Regions from separate parts of the Homo sapiens genome. Here regions 1, 2 and 4 are each linked to region 3. Evidence: chromatin contacts called from ENCODE Hi-C or POLR2A ChIA-PET data. All regions are on one chromosome and are shown on one strand. Each heading gives the region's core, a stretch centred on a gene start or an enhancer-like site at or near the end of the contact. The rest is flanking DNA. Distances are from core to core; before and after follow the strand shown. Region 1 has its middle 41 kb from the start of LINC02527. Region 2 has its middle 64 kb from the start of LINC02527. Region 3 overlaps FYN (FYN proto-oncogene, Src family tyrosine kinase). Region 4 has its middle 37 kb from the start of CCN6.

Region 1 (3,309 bases), core at 450-2,949, 150 kb after region 3:
CTTCTTCAAGCAGGATTCCTCTTGTGATCAGTGCCCATCTCCCGATGATCTTTCTTTCTCTCTCAGAACAGCTGCTGATGTTCAGGTGCTGATATCAGGGGCTGACCCCTGATTTATACCCAGCCTGTCCCTGGTCATAGCTGATTGATTGGGGATGGACCCCTGACCCAAACTGGACAATCAGATTTTCTCTCCTGAGACTTTGAAATGTGACAAATACAGACAGGGACTCAAAGCTATTGGAGCCAAGTTACAGTGTCGTAGTTGGAATGTCTAACCCTATCCCCTACCTGTGATATGGTGAGATGATGAGAGATTATTCCCCTGATTGTGTTACACGGCACAGTTGGCCTTAAAATCAGGAGATAATCTGGGTGAGCCTGATCTATCATTTGGGTCCTTGAAAACATCAGAAGTCAGAGAGATTTGGAGCATGGGCAGAATTCGGCACACCATTGCTGACCAGAAGATGGAGGTGCCATGTGAGAGGAAACTGCAGTTGCCTCTAGGAGCTGATGGAGGCCCCCAGCTGGTGAGCAAGCAAGAACCTCATTCCTATAATTGCAAGACAATGGATTCAGCCAGCAACCTGAATGAGCCTGAAATGAATTCTTCCCCAGAGCTTCCAGATAAGAGCCTGGCATGGCTGACACCTTGATTTTGGCCTTGGGAGACACCTGAGCTAAGAACTCCGTTGACCCATGCCAGATTTCTGACCTACAGAACTGTGAGCTAATACGCTTCTGCTGCTTTTAGCCACTGTATTTCTGGTAGTTTTTTATGACAGCAGTATAAAACGAAAACACAGGACAATGGCAATGCATTTGGAGAGGGCAGTGACCTTTTCTAGCTGAGGGCGTCAGGACCCCTTCCCCCACATTCCTTCCTCCCTTCCTCCCTCCCTCCCTCCCTCCCTTCCTTCCTTCTTTCCTTCCTTCCTTCCTTCCTTCCTTCCTTCTTTCCTTCCTTCCTTCTTTCCTTCCTTCCTTCTTTCCTTCCTTCCTTCCTCCCTTCTTTCCTTCCTTCCTTCCTCCTTTCTTTCCTTCCTTCGCATTCTTCATTTGGTTCTGTGAGCTGTGCAAGCATCTTACAATAAAATTCCCTCTTCCTGCTTAAGCCAGCAGATTTTTTTCTGTTGCTTATAACCAAAAGAGCCTTAACATAAGGAACTGTGGACTTGCATGACCTGTGACATCAAGTACCACAGTGTAATTCTGGTACTCGAAAATGTGGCTCTGTGAAGACTTTTGAGAGATTCAGTGAATTTTGGAAGGTCCTAGAACCTTAAATGGAGTAAAGATTATTGAAAAATATCTACTTTCTTGTTGACTACTTAAAATTACATTTGAAGGTACTATTTAGACATGACGGAGGAGAATATCAACTTTGGTCTCCAGATATGCCTACCCACGTAAATCCACACTACATTGTGCATAAATAGAAATACTTTGCAATAGTCCTGTCCATTTGGTTAGGGCACAGCCTCTGAAGCTCCCTGGAAGCCTGAAGATGAGTTTACATTGGGTTAAAGCCAGGTCAAGCCAGAGCATGGTTGGCTGCTTCAGGCATTTGTGGGCCAGAGGCCCCATGAGAGTGTTCCTACCCCCACCTAGCTCCAGCTGGCTGCCCATACAATGGAGCACAGACCCCAGCAGGGACCCTGCCAACCTGGCTACTTGCCAGGCAGAGCGAGGGAGCAAAATGACAGAGATGTCCAGGTGCAGACAGCTGGCTTGGCAGAGGAGGACCGACTGATTGACACAGAGGAAGAGGGAGGCAAGCCATGGGCACCGTCCAGATCCTGGGAATCCGCCTATGCCTAGACTCCCAGGCTGCAGCGAAGAGTCACCCTGCATCCTTCAGGGTCAGTCAGAGGAGACGATGGCATGGCCCGCCAGCTCCCTTTGCACTCTGCTGCCATAGGGTGGGACTGGGATTGAAGCAGATGTAGGGAAGGGAGAATGAGCAGAGGGAAGGTGCCTCCCTTTAACGCTTAAATGTAGCAAAGAAAGTCCCTCTGGGTTAGTGCTTGCTTGGAGATGAGAGCAAGCCTGAGGTCCATACGCCTTCTCTCCAGATGTTTCTGAGTATGCCACAGAGTATTATAATCTTTTTCTCTAAAATAATATTCTTGGTGTGGAAAGCGTAACTCAGTTAGTTAGAGACAATGAAATACAGTCTTTTCTGGGTGGGGTCAGTGGAAAAAGAAAGAGGACAAGGCCAAGGAGGGGGAGAAAGGACTGTGTGTAGCTGCACCTAAGCAGGAAAAAAAAGCCACCGGGTCTTGGCCATTCTCCTGAAGGAGCAATTCTAAAAAGTAGAATGTACTTAGGTTTTGGGAGGGCTCTCCCTGGGGCACAGAAACAGAAAACCCGAGCACTTGTAGGAGGTTGATGCGCTGCCCTGTTACCCACCCAGTGCAGGTAGGAAGTTGCCGGCCGGGCCCGGGAACCTGAGGACCGCCTGCCTGATGTCAAGCTGCCAGCCAAGCCTCCTGCAATAATTAGGTGGACTTGGATAGAACCCAGCAAATTGATCCTACTTGCCTGTCTTTCTACACTTGGGTTTTGATTTTTTTTTTCTTTTCCTCCAGCCAGTTTCTTTGGAGCTTATTGTGTCCGTTTATAGTATTTCTTCACAATGGGAAAGAAGTAATAAATTGGCTGGATTCCTAGCTGAAAGTCAATCTTGGTATTCCATTGATAGGAAAACCTCTTATCTCCCCTCCTCTTTTCCCAAGAGAGTCTATATATTAGGCATTTTGCCATTTTCAGATCTTTCCCCAGGCTTTAAAGCAACTAGATAACCATCTTTTAAGATAAAGGATACATTCTTTGATGGCTAGACCAGAGAATAAAATATTTGGGATTTTTATTTTTTTGCTTCTGTTCATCTACTTAGAGTCTTTCAACATTTACCTCCTCTAACATCAGTTCTTTTAAAAAATAGAGACCCTAATTCCAATCATTTTCTTCACAGTTCCAGAGGAGATTAATGTTTATGGACTATATAGACTAATTTTTTCTTCCACCCCTCTACCAGCTCCACATACACATAAATATTTCCTGCTGTATCTGCTGTAGCCTGAACGTGCTCAGTCTGGCTTTAACCCTAGCATGTTTTGCTCCTTAAGGAAGAAAACAATTTCTTATTCACGGCCGACTTGGGTTGTCTCTTGCTCTCTGGTGCCTTTGATCTTTCAGCAGCCCTTCACTCTGCTGATCACAGCCTCCCCTTAATCATTTAAAAGGCTGAACGGGAGTTCTGACACCTGGTTCAACTCAGTGCTCTTAGATGCTTTCCCTGGGG
Region 2 (3,320 bases), core at 565-3,064, 170 kb after region 3:
CCTACTAAAAAAAAGAAAAAAAGAAAAAAAATGACAACAACAACAAAAAACACTTACTCAGCAAACTGCACAGCAAGTCATTTGTGCCAATAAAATGACAGTCATCTTCAAGGCCACAGGCTAAAAATATGAATTATCAGGTAGAAATTGGCTCTAGGATAAATATATTTTTCTTCATTCCCTACTCCTTCCCACAATCAATCTCTCTCCCTCTCACTCTCTTTCCCATCCACACATGTGTGTGCATACTCATGTGCACACTTGCACACTCATAAAAACTGGAGTTTCCAAAATTTCCCAGTTGGTTGAGAAGCAGAACCCAAAGTTGGGTGAGGAAAAATGACTCATTCCCCTAGGTTTGGTTTTTACTGCCAGAAAGCAGATTTTCAGGAAGGAAAATCATATGTCCCAAGCCATCACCAAAGTAAAATCAATCAAATCCCCAGTGTCTGCCTCAGAATCTCCATGAGTCTGTGGTCTAGAGTCAGGCAGTGACTAGTGGTTGTGTGAGCTCCAGAATACTTTGCTTCGTCTTGTGGGATGTTATTTTCTAACAGCTATTGACAATTTTCATTTCCGCGTGGCAGGGTCCATGTGGTCAAAAGAACTTGACCTAAGCCTTATAAAATCACCAATGTGATGTTTTTATTTGGAAGCATGTTTTGCTGAGGCCATCAGAGTGGAACTGAGAGTTTAGTGGGCTGTGGTTCAAGGAACCACACTTACATGATGGTTTACAAGCAACTCAGCCTTCTCTGAAGGACGGCCTGATTTAGCCATAAGCGAAGAGTCTGGGCTCTGGAAGTTCAGTCTGAACAAAGACTGAGATAGGAATGCCTAGGGCATTTTTTGGGTCTCCATCTCCTCACCTGTGAAGTCATATGGACAATAATTAGTAAACAGGAGCACTGAAAGGATTGGCATTTTTGAAATGTTAAATGTTGTTTTCTTCAGCTCCAGCAACAACTGTTTCTTGTGACTTTCTGTGGGACTCTGAGGAATGTTGGGATGATAATCACAGGAACCAATGGCTGCCTCTGGAAAGCCCATAATTCTGCACATTCATGGAGCTTCACTCTGATTCCAAATCCAGAAAGACCACCATGTCACTTATGGAGACACTTGAAATCCTTTCCACATCTTCACTCATCACGCCTGGGGTGAGAACTAGGAATACGTGAATAAACCAATAACACGTTACTGAAGTCAGTTTCGAGTTTTGCCTGCTATGAACTTAGAAACAACTCCATTTCTCTCAGCACTAGATGGCCTGTTCAGAGTGTATGTGTGTGTGTGTGTGTGTCCTCATGTGTGCAGAGACAGAAAGAGACAGAGGGAGAGAACGCAATATTTAGTTTTGAAGATATTACACTTATAATTATGCTTTCAGAAGCCTGTTTCTGGGAGTACCACAGAACAATGCAGTTAGGTTACCCAAGGAATAAAATCATTAAATAGGGCCGTCCTCTGGTTTTTCCTCCAAACCACTGTCTGTGTGTTGTTCAGGGGAAAGAATCTCAGCTTATTCACAAGTGGCACTATCTTTCCACAGGATGTTCATTGTTTTGAAACTAGAAGAAAACCTCAACAGCTCTGAAGTATATAATTATGCTTTCTTATTACCCAACAAGAATGTTCTCGGGAGTGTTGTTGCGATGACTCGCTTGCGAGTGATCTGACGGAAGGAAGGGCGGCTGAGGAGGAGAGGAGGAGGGAGCAGAGCTTGCCTTCCATGCCACTTACTTTGTTGTCTGACAGCTCTCACAGATTTGTGGCTTGTCCTCAAGTAGACAGCCTAGGGAGATTTTTGGTCGAGGGTTCCCAGTCTCCTCCATGTCCCCCCACCCCCGCCCCACTGTTATCAGTGTAATAAGTGATTTCAGAGTATTAGGGGAGATTCCACTGCCACTGAATCATGTACAGACTCACGGCCAGATGATGACATCAGAAACATATGTGTTAGTCTGAAGGCAGGACTTTGCCTAGGAAATGAGAACAAGATCTCCAGCCGGAGAATTAAGGACCCAGAGGCTTAGAAACCACCCCAAGAGGAGAGCTTCTTTATCTTTCCCCTCCAGGCGGAAAGTCACCTAAAATTTTCTCCTTAGATGTTCACTGTGCTGTTTTTAAATATTTCTAGGAAAGCTCTTTTAGAAAGCTAGGATTTAAGTACTTCACAAACAAGGCAAAGTTTGCATGTAAGGGATAAACTCTGCATGCTCTAACTCATAATTACCATGATTTTATAAACCTGGCATTTCCTAACCAAGCTTTATTTTCATTTGGAGCAGTATCTGTAAGTGAATTCTTCATTAATCATGTTTGCCCACCCATATACCCACCTGTATTTTTAAAAGGTGTATTATTCCCAGATATGTGTTTATATAGACACATCACAATATTATTCCAAGTGCTTTTTATCAGGCCATGGGACACATTTCAAATCACTCTCTAAGTTGACATCATACTTGAGCCTTATGCAGACTGTGTGGTTTCCATAGTAACAAAATCACTTAATGGTGTGAGAAACATGTGGAAGATTATAGAAAAAAAGGAGAAAATCTGAATGGAACAAAAGGCAGGAGCTAAAGTCAAAATTTCTTGGAATGTAAGAAAATTTTTATTGTCGTTTTATTTATCTGAAAACATGAGTACAAACTCTCTTGATGCTACTGGGTATAAATTGTGTCAGTAAAGGATGACCTTTAAGCGTCCAAGGTCACCTTACCCCAAGCTATAGTCTTACAGATGCCTGCACTTCTCATTGTGTGTGTGTGTGGGTGTGTGTGTGTGTGTGTGTGTGTGTGTGTTTGAGCATATGTGTATTTCTGTATAGCTATATAAGTATATACACGTATATGCATTTGGAAGATCCGTGGTCTCTTTTTAAAAACTGGTTTCACCATCTTAGATCCGAAACAGGTAGTAAGGTACTTTCTGAAAGACTTACCTTATTTTCTCTTTGTGTACACACAAACACCAAGACAAGCTAAATTCTTATTTGGGTAAATAGTAATGGTGTACTTGGAAACACCTCTCATTCATTCAGTAATTTATTCATTGGAGACATTTATTGAACATCTCTTGTGATAGACAGAGTCCTTGTACCAGACAGAGAGCTGTAAGCAGACAATTATGATAACTGTGAAGTGTTATGTGGGTAATCTATGAAAAGTTTAGCATGTAATCTTCCTGGTCTCTTTCTTCTTCTTCTTTTTTTTTTTTGAGATGGAGTTTCGCTCTTGTTGCCTAAGCTGCAGTGTAATGGCTCGATCTTGGCTCACCACAACCTCCACCTCCCAGGTTCAAGCGATTCTCCT
Region 3 (3,400 bases), core at 702-3,201:
CATGTTGAATTATAATCCCAGATGTTGGAGGTGGGGCCTGGTGGGAGGTGACTGGATCATGGGGGCAGATGTCCCACTTGGTGCTGCCCTCATGATAGTGAGTTCTCATGAGATCTGGTCATTTCAAAGCATGTGGCACCTCCCCCTCTCCTCTCCCACTTCCCCCTCTCCTCTTCCTCTTGCTCTGGCCATGTGAAGTCCTGGTTCCCCCATGCCTTCTGCCATGATTGTAAATGTCCTGAGGCCTCCACAGAAGCTGAGCAGATGCCAACATCATGGTTCTTGTACAGCCTGTGGAACTCTGAGCCAATTAAACCTCTTTTCTTTATAAATAACCCAATCAGGTAATCCCTTTTTTTTTTCTTTGAGACAGAGTCTCGCTCTATTGCCCAGGCTGGAGAGCAGTGGTGTGACCTTGGCTCACTGCAACCTCCACCTCCTGGGTTCAAGTGATTCTCCTGCTTCAGCCTCCCGATAGCTGGGACTACAGGTGCCTGCTATCACACCCAGCTAATTTGTATTTTTGGTAGAGACAGGTTTCACCATGTTGGCCAGGCTGGTCTCGAACTCCTGACCTCAAGTGATCCGCCTGCCTCAGCCTCCCAAAGTGCTGGGATTACAGGCATGAGCCACCGTGCCTGGTCCCAATCAGGTAATTTTTCATAGCAGTGTGAGAACACTCTTTCTGGCTGAAAAAAAAAAAAAAATTCATTGGATTTACAATGCAGCATCTTATTCCTTTGTGGGACAGGAACGTAGTAGAGCCACAGTCCACTTAACCACTATTTACCAACATAGATGTAGAGTGGGTTTCTTAAATAAACTGGGAAAAAGTCCTAGATTTCTCAATCATACATGATTTTCTTGGCTAGGAAATCGTATAATCTGGGACCAGAAGATGACCAGAATCTAGTTCTTCTAAGGGAGAAAAATGGAAATCCAGCAGCCTAGCTGTTTACCCACTTTTCTTTATTAAAAAGCCTCCACCTGCTTTGAAGACTGTTCACAAGATCCTCCAACTGCCTCAAAACATCTGCTTCCCACTAACCCTCAAAGGCCATTTGGAGTTCCAAGGCCAAGCTCCTGCTTCATCCCTTGAGCACTGCTTTTGGCTAACTGGTAGTATTAATATTCTGGATATTCCAAATCACTCTGCCCTTCAGGGGCACTCCTCTGAAAGTATTAATTCAATCACTTCAAATATTTGGGCTTCATTATAACCTTTTTTTCTCTCCCAAATCATGCCACTTTTATGGCTTGACTGTGGAAGTAAGGTTTTACCCCACAATCTTTTTTTTTTAAGTCAACCGGTAACATTAATAAATGTCCAAGAGGTTTTCTTATTCCTAAACTACTCTGAATTGAGGACTGCAAATTATAAAACTGATCAGATCCCAGCCAGTTTCATTCATCATATATCCTCAGCTGTTTAGTTTCACATTCTGTTTCATATTCTCCAATCTGTGAAGAGTCAAGTATAAATACTGTTAGTATCATGGAAGGAAGTAATCCACTTCATAGTGTTTTGAACCAGTGACTCCTGGGGCATGGGGGTGTGGGGTAGGTGGGGAAAGACCACAGAGATAAAGGGTTAACACAGAAACTTGAATAACAGTCTTTGCTTATGGCTTTGACTGGCTAACATTTAACACCATTGCTCCTGAGATTAAAATGAAACAACTTGCCAAGGATAATTTCATTCTTGCAGCCAACAGCGCAAATGTAGAGTTTCCTGAAGGAATAATCTGCGGAAATGCACAGCTTCCCAAAGCAGCCATGGTATGTTAATATGGGATATTTTGCTTTCCAAGGAAACACCAAAAAAATATCCATAGTGTTAGGAATGGAGCAAACCACATGAGAAGAGAACAGGAAAAGCTTCTTCTCTCCCAGAAATGACCTCCTCCCCTCAAAATGGTTTCCCACGTGCTAATTGACTGCGGGGATGAGACAGTGTGGATACAGCTACTAGTTTCACTTAAGTCTTCTTATGCTGAAACCCACAGTTTACATCAAAAGCTGCTAAAGTAAACCAAATAAACCAAAATGGAACATTTCATTCCTGTGTATTTAAAGGCAGGAAGAGACATCATCGTTCTGAAAATATACGAGGGCCATGCTTAAGGATTCAGAAAAACAGGCCAAAGTCAGGCTTGAAGAACACCCACATCCCCTGTGATCATAAAACCCTCAGATTTTATGGGGGAACTGGGGGGAACTGGGGAACAGAGACCTCAGCTTTAGAAGCGGCACCCTCTGTTCTGGGCATTCCTTTCTTCCCAGGTGGATGCTGTAGAGGTCCCCAGTAGCTCATAAGCAGACTACTGGGACTGCGGCTTTCCAGCATCCCTGTTCCACACAGGAATAGGATGCTACATCGCAAAACCAATGAATTTTTTAAAAAATCCAGAAGGAGGTAAAACTTTAAGTTTCTCTTTCATTCTATTGAGTAGCTGGATTTTGGAAACAAACACACCATGCCCTAAATTACGTCCAATGCAATAAATGGCACAACCTGAATTTTTGGTCCCTAGTCTTTGTTCACTGGGGTATAACACATAATCAGCCTCTTGGTAACAAGGGGATACTTAGGCAGTACTTACACCAACAGAAAAGAAAACGAGGGCTGTGACTCATAAGCAGTATGTGGTCCTTCCCACCAGTGGGTACTGTGGCGTTGTGTGGAAACTTGGAGGCTTTAATAAGAATCTGCTACGTCAGCACCATGTAATATAATAGAAAGAACTCAGTGAGGACTTCAGAAACCCTGATGCTGCTCTAGGCTTCGCTGGTCATTTCTCCTGTGATTTGAGTCACCACATCACTTCCTTAGTCCTCAGCTTCTTTATCAAAGTACACCAGGTGATTCTTATGTTTCTTCCAGGCCTCTCTGCCTTAAACCTAACCCAGGGGTTAACCTCCAGGAGTCCTTTTCAGCCTGCTTCAGCCTTTCTAACAGGCCTCCCCTTAATCTAGTGCCCTTTCTGCTACCCCGAGATAAACACCACATGACTCGAAGTGTGTTTGCCAGACAACTGTTTAGTCCTACAAGGCGTTTTACATGTATGGCCAAGGAGCAGGAACACTATCTTTGAAGGCTTCTTTTCTACCAGCGAAGAGGCTGGCAACCACAACCCCTCTTAGCCTTGGCATTCCCATCACTAAAGTGGGACAGACATCTTTCTCACGGAGCTGTCAAATATCAGGTTCTAAGCCATTGTGAACACTGCCAGATACAATTCATGATGTCTGGATAAGCGTGAATTTCAGATACACAATTTGGGACATACTTACATTAAAAATTATACATCGTTTATCTGAGATACAAATTTAACTGGGTGTCCTATATTTTGCTGTTTGCCAAATCTGGCAACTCTACACATGTGAGACGCTGCTGTTG
Region 4 (3,673 bases), core at 200-2,699, 210 kb after region 3:
ACAAGCAAAACATATGATAGGTATAAACTAATAATTTATCCCTTACTTGGAAATAAACCTAAGTGATGACTGCTTTCTTTAATCTGATGATAGAACATTTTATAAACAGCTCCTGACTATCCTCTGATTCTCAAGGGGATATAACTTTGTTTAACTAACAAGGGACCAGATGTTTAACCACCTATAAATTTGGAGGTTAAACTGCAAAAAACTGATATGAGGTAATAATGTCTTGCTTTTGTTGTGTGTGCATGGGGGTTGGGGGTGGTCCTGGTAAATAAGATAATTTGAAGTTACAGTTGTATTGTCCTGTAGAACATTAATTACTCTTGTATCTAATTTAGCAATCTTATGTCAATATCCTTTACCCAGATTGACTACATAAGTCGTTTATTTGGATGCTCTTTGAATCAGCTCTTGTCTTTCTTCTGGTTTCCTTATTAATAAGTTGACTAAAACGTTGAACATTGGTATGTGCTCAGAATAAACTTTAAGAACTTTGCTTTTGCATATGTTTGATGGTGATAAAGCTATAAAGAGAAATGAAGCTGGGAATGGAAACAGGAATGCTGAGTATTTGAATTAAAATTTTTATTTTATTTTTTTTTATAAATAGTCTTGCTATGTTGCCCAGGTTGAACTCAAACTCCCGGGCTTAAGTGATCTTCCCACCTAAACCTCCCTAGTTGTCCAGCTTTTCCTTTCTTTTTAAAGATCAAATTACTTTTTCCTTCCTAACACTCTGAATGTAGGTGTACTTGCGGGGAGTTTGTAATTGTAAATACTGTGGTCAGAGAAGGCTTCGCTGATGGCAGGCTTCTGATCAAAGCCCCACAGGAGATGAGGGATGTAGCCTGCAGGTATCCAGGGGAAGAATGTTCTAAGAAAGGGAAAGGCAAGTGAAAGGTCCTGAAGTGATTCACCCTGGCATTTTTGAAGTACCCTGAGAAGTTCAAGGAGGTGTAGGAAGGGCTGGAAGGCTGGCAGAGCGACAGGGGAAGAGTAGGAGTCGATGAGGCCGGAGAGGTGATGGGGGAATGGGCCATGGAGTACAGAGCAGAGGGCCTTGTGGGCTGTGGTAAGACTATGGTTTTTTCTGGGGAAGATGGAGAAGTTTCTAGCTGAGGACTGGCAGGGTCTGACTTGTGTTTTTAAAGGCTCACTCTCTTGTCGATGGAAGAGACTGTAGGAGGGCCCGGGTGGAAGCAAGGAGACCAGTCAAGAGACACAGCAGCCCTCGCAGGGGCTGATGCCGTCCCAGGACCAAAGCATGAGAATGAGTTAGAGTCTATATATATTTGAAGGTGAAGCTAAAAGGATTAGATGGATTGGCTGTGGGGCAAGGAGTCCAAGATAGCCTGAATGGGGGCAATGTCTGTGACAGATCTGGGGGAACAGCTCATCTGCGGAGCTGTTCTGAACCATCCACAAGGACAGGAGCCATCATGCTCGCTCTTCCCACGCATCAGAATTTCCCAAGCCCTGGCCTCCACCCTAGGGGACTTTCCCTAAACACTGACACAGGGGATATCAAACTTTTCATAGTTCCGTTTAGTCATTCACAGTCAGCTTTCCTGCTTGGGGCCGTTCATAAGAACCTTTCTCATTCGCCTATTTCCAGCATTGTATGTTCCCACAATGCTCATGGTTTTGATTTGATGCACATTTTTGTTTTAATTTGCATGTTTAAATTGCATTTTCCATATTGTATTAAACATCCTTTGGGGTGTCTTGCCAGGCCATGATCCTCTCCCTCTGAGAATTGTTTCTCCTAATCTTAGGCAAGGGCCTTGTCTGCCCTATAATTTTTTCATTGGCATCCTGTGTAATCCTTAACAAATAAATAACTACTCCCTAATTTATCAATTAATAAACCTGAATTTTCTTATGTGGGTTTTGCCTGTCAGTAGGATAAATCTTCTTACTAATACATAAGAAGACTGCTTTCCTATTAGTAATTATATGTACATATGTGCCTATATATGTTCATGTATATTACACATACTTAGGCACATTTGCTTCTTTAAGCTGTCAAAGTTTAAGATAAAGGTGCCATGAGTAATCCTTAGTTAGGTCCCAAGACCATCTCAGTTTTACCAACTTAAGACCCCTTGGGAGCTTTATTATCACAGAGTGAGGCTGGAATCACACCAGAGAGATGAGGCCCAGATGCCTAGCAGTCACCTCCCCCGGGCTCTGTGAGCCCCCAGCTCCCCATCTCCTTTCCTCATACATTCATACTCAGGTCTGCTTCTACCACACAGTGATGTCACCCAAGCTATGTGAGTGGGAGCCAGCAGTCCACCTTACTGAGTGCATGACTGAAAGTGACAGAATGACTTATGCACAAAACGGAATTTATTGGCTCATGTCACCGAAATGTCCAGGGCAGTCTAGCTTCAGGAAAGGCTGAGTCCAGGTGCTCACACTACATGATCAGGCACCTGTAGTGCTCCATTTCTCAGCTCACTTTTCCTCTGTGCTTTCAGGCAGGCTTTCCTGACGCTCATGAGCTCTCCAGGCTCACTCTCATTGGCTCACAACCTTGGCGAAAAGAGAGCAAAGTCTAGCAACTGAGTCTCACTGGAATGATTTGGTTCATATTCCCATTGCTGATCCCATCATGGTGGAAGGTAAGACACAGCACTATTGGCTTTATGGAGTGAGACTGGAAAAGGAATAGCTCTCCTGTAGAAAATTACCAGAAGGAAGGAGATGTATGCTAGGCTGACCACCATCAGGTGCCCTGTCCTAGACCTAAGCTATGATTGTCCTCCCAAGCTCTATCCTTCGTGGATTAGCATCTCCCATTGAGGCCCGAGTTCTGAGTGCAATGCCCACTGAATTCCCAACTCAAGACAGAAAGTGTCTTTTTGAAAGTGAAACAATGAGGGTGTTTCTTGAGGAGCTTTAAAGAATACTTTCTCCTCCACTCTCTGCTTGAATTTAATCTTTTATATTTCCATCAGAAATAATTTCTAGTGTTCTTTCATCTGCAAATAAGTGCTGGTGTTGTCTTTGTCTGCATGTATTATTTATCATTCAATTCATGGTGTGCGTTTGTTGATCAGCCTGTGGGTGTATATGCCTGAATTTAAATGAGAGTTTATCTGTACAGTCAAAGAAGTCCTTTAGGAAATCAACTCCCAGAAAGAGGCTAGGAAGTCAGAGGCTTGGCTTGGTGCTGATTGAGGAGCAGGTAGCTTGCTTTGCAGGAGTTGGATCCACTGGGGGCAGGAAGGCACGCTCAGCTTTAAGATCAACAGGGAAGCGGATCTAGAAGCACCGAGGGCATTTCATAGATCTCATGCAGCTCTTTAGCAGCCTCAGTTCAGCCTAATTATAAGTTTCTAGATTACATAATGGCAACGATACACAGTAGATGGCTAGCTTGCATCTCATGAAGAATGAGAACCCATTTTCTGCTTTATAATTTACAATTTTCCTCAAAAGTGAAAATTGCAAGGAAGAGAAGCTGAAATGCAGTTCATTCATTCCCTTCTACTCTCAAGTGGTTATAGGTGCACAGAGGTTTTTGGTAGAAATTATGGACACTATTTGCAAAAATAGTGTAGCCAGCACTGAAAATAATAGTTCTTCTCCCCACTGAAGGATTTCTATCCCCATGGCAACTGGCAAACTCACAGATATAAGCTGAAGTGACAAAACCCCG

Evidence for each region. A loop is a pair of places that touch in the nucleus more often than their neighbours do. ChIA-PET counts read pairs that join two places held with the same protein, here RNA polymerase II (POLR2A). Pooled maps may share reads with other maps.
Region 1: a map with no recorded cell type shows a loop between it and region 3 (2.0-fold over the local background). The contact joins two enhancer-like sites. A Hi-C loop is called at or near these places in 1 of 37 single-sample maps with no recorded cell type. POLR2A ChIA-PET finds 5 or more read pairs at or near these places in 4 of 52 experiments (AG04449, HEK293, Panc1 and 1 more).
Region 2: a loop to region 3 is called in a pooled map, with 5 times the contacts of the local background. The contact joins two enhancer-like sites. A Hi-C loop is called at or near these places in 2 of 168 maps with a recorded cell type or tissue (PC-3 and mammary epithelial cell) and 11 of 50 pooled maps. POLR2A ChIA-PET finds 5 or more read pairs at or near these places in 6 of 52 experiments (CD4-positive, alpha-beta T cell, CD4-positive, alpha-beta memory T cell, HEK293 and 3 more).
Region 4: a pooled map shows a loop between it and region 3 (2.4-fold over the local background). The contact joins two enhancer-like sites. A Hi-C loop is called at or near these places in 1 of 168 maps with a recorded cell type or tissue (naive thymus-derived CD4-positive, alpha-beta T cell) and 8 of 50 pooled maps. POLR2A ChIA-PET finds 5 or more read pairs at or near these places in 4 of 52 experiments (GM12878, activated CD4-positive, alpha-beta T cell, activated naive CD4-positive, alpha-beta T cell and 1 more).

Annotation. Positions count from the first base shown.
Region 1 is chr6:111,949,204-111,952,512 of GRCh38, forward strand. No RefSeq gene overlaps it. Among named protein-coding and RNA genes, the nearest start is that of LINC02527, 41 kb to the left of the region's middle. Within about 2 kb of position 1,700, at least 2 of the 41 ENCODE cell types and tissues checked have a DNase peak (open chromatin) inside an H3K27ac peak, as active enhancers do.
Region 2 is chr6:111,971,662-111,974,981 of GRCh38, forward strand. No RefSeq gene overlaps it. Among named protein-coding and RNA genes, the nearest start is that of LINC02527, 64 kb to the left of the region's middle. Within about 2 kb of position 1,815, at least 25 of the 41 ENCODE cell types and tissues checked have a DNase peak (open chromatin) inside an H3K27ac peak, as active enhancers do; they include CD4-positive, alpha-beta T cell and PC-3, where a contact is called at or near this core.
Region 3 is chr6:111,802,085-111,805,484 of GRCh38, forward strand. The region is part of intron 2 of FYN (FYN proto-oncogene, Src family tyrosine kinase); the gene reads right to left. Among named protein-coding and RNA genes, the nearest start is that of FYN, 70 kb to the right of the region's middle. RefSeq lists an enhancer at 2,865-2,954. Within about 2 kb of position 1,952, at least 13 of the 41 ENCODE cell types and tissues checked have a DNase peak (open chromatin) inside an H3K27ac peak, as active enhancers do; they include CD4-positive, alpha-beta T cell and PC-3, where a contact is called at or near this core.
Region 4 is chr6:112,015,047-112,018,719 of GRCh38, forward strand. No RefSeq gene overlaps it. Among named protein-coding and RNA genes, the nearest start is that of CCN6, 37 kb to the right of the region's middle. Within about 2 kb of position 1,450, at least 5 of the 41 ENCODE cell types and tissues checked have a DNase peak (open chromatin) inside an H3K27ac peak, as active enhancers do.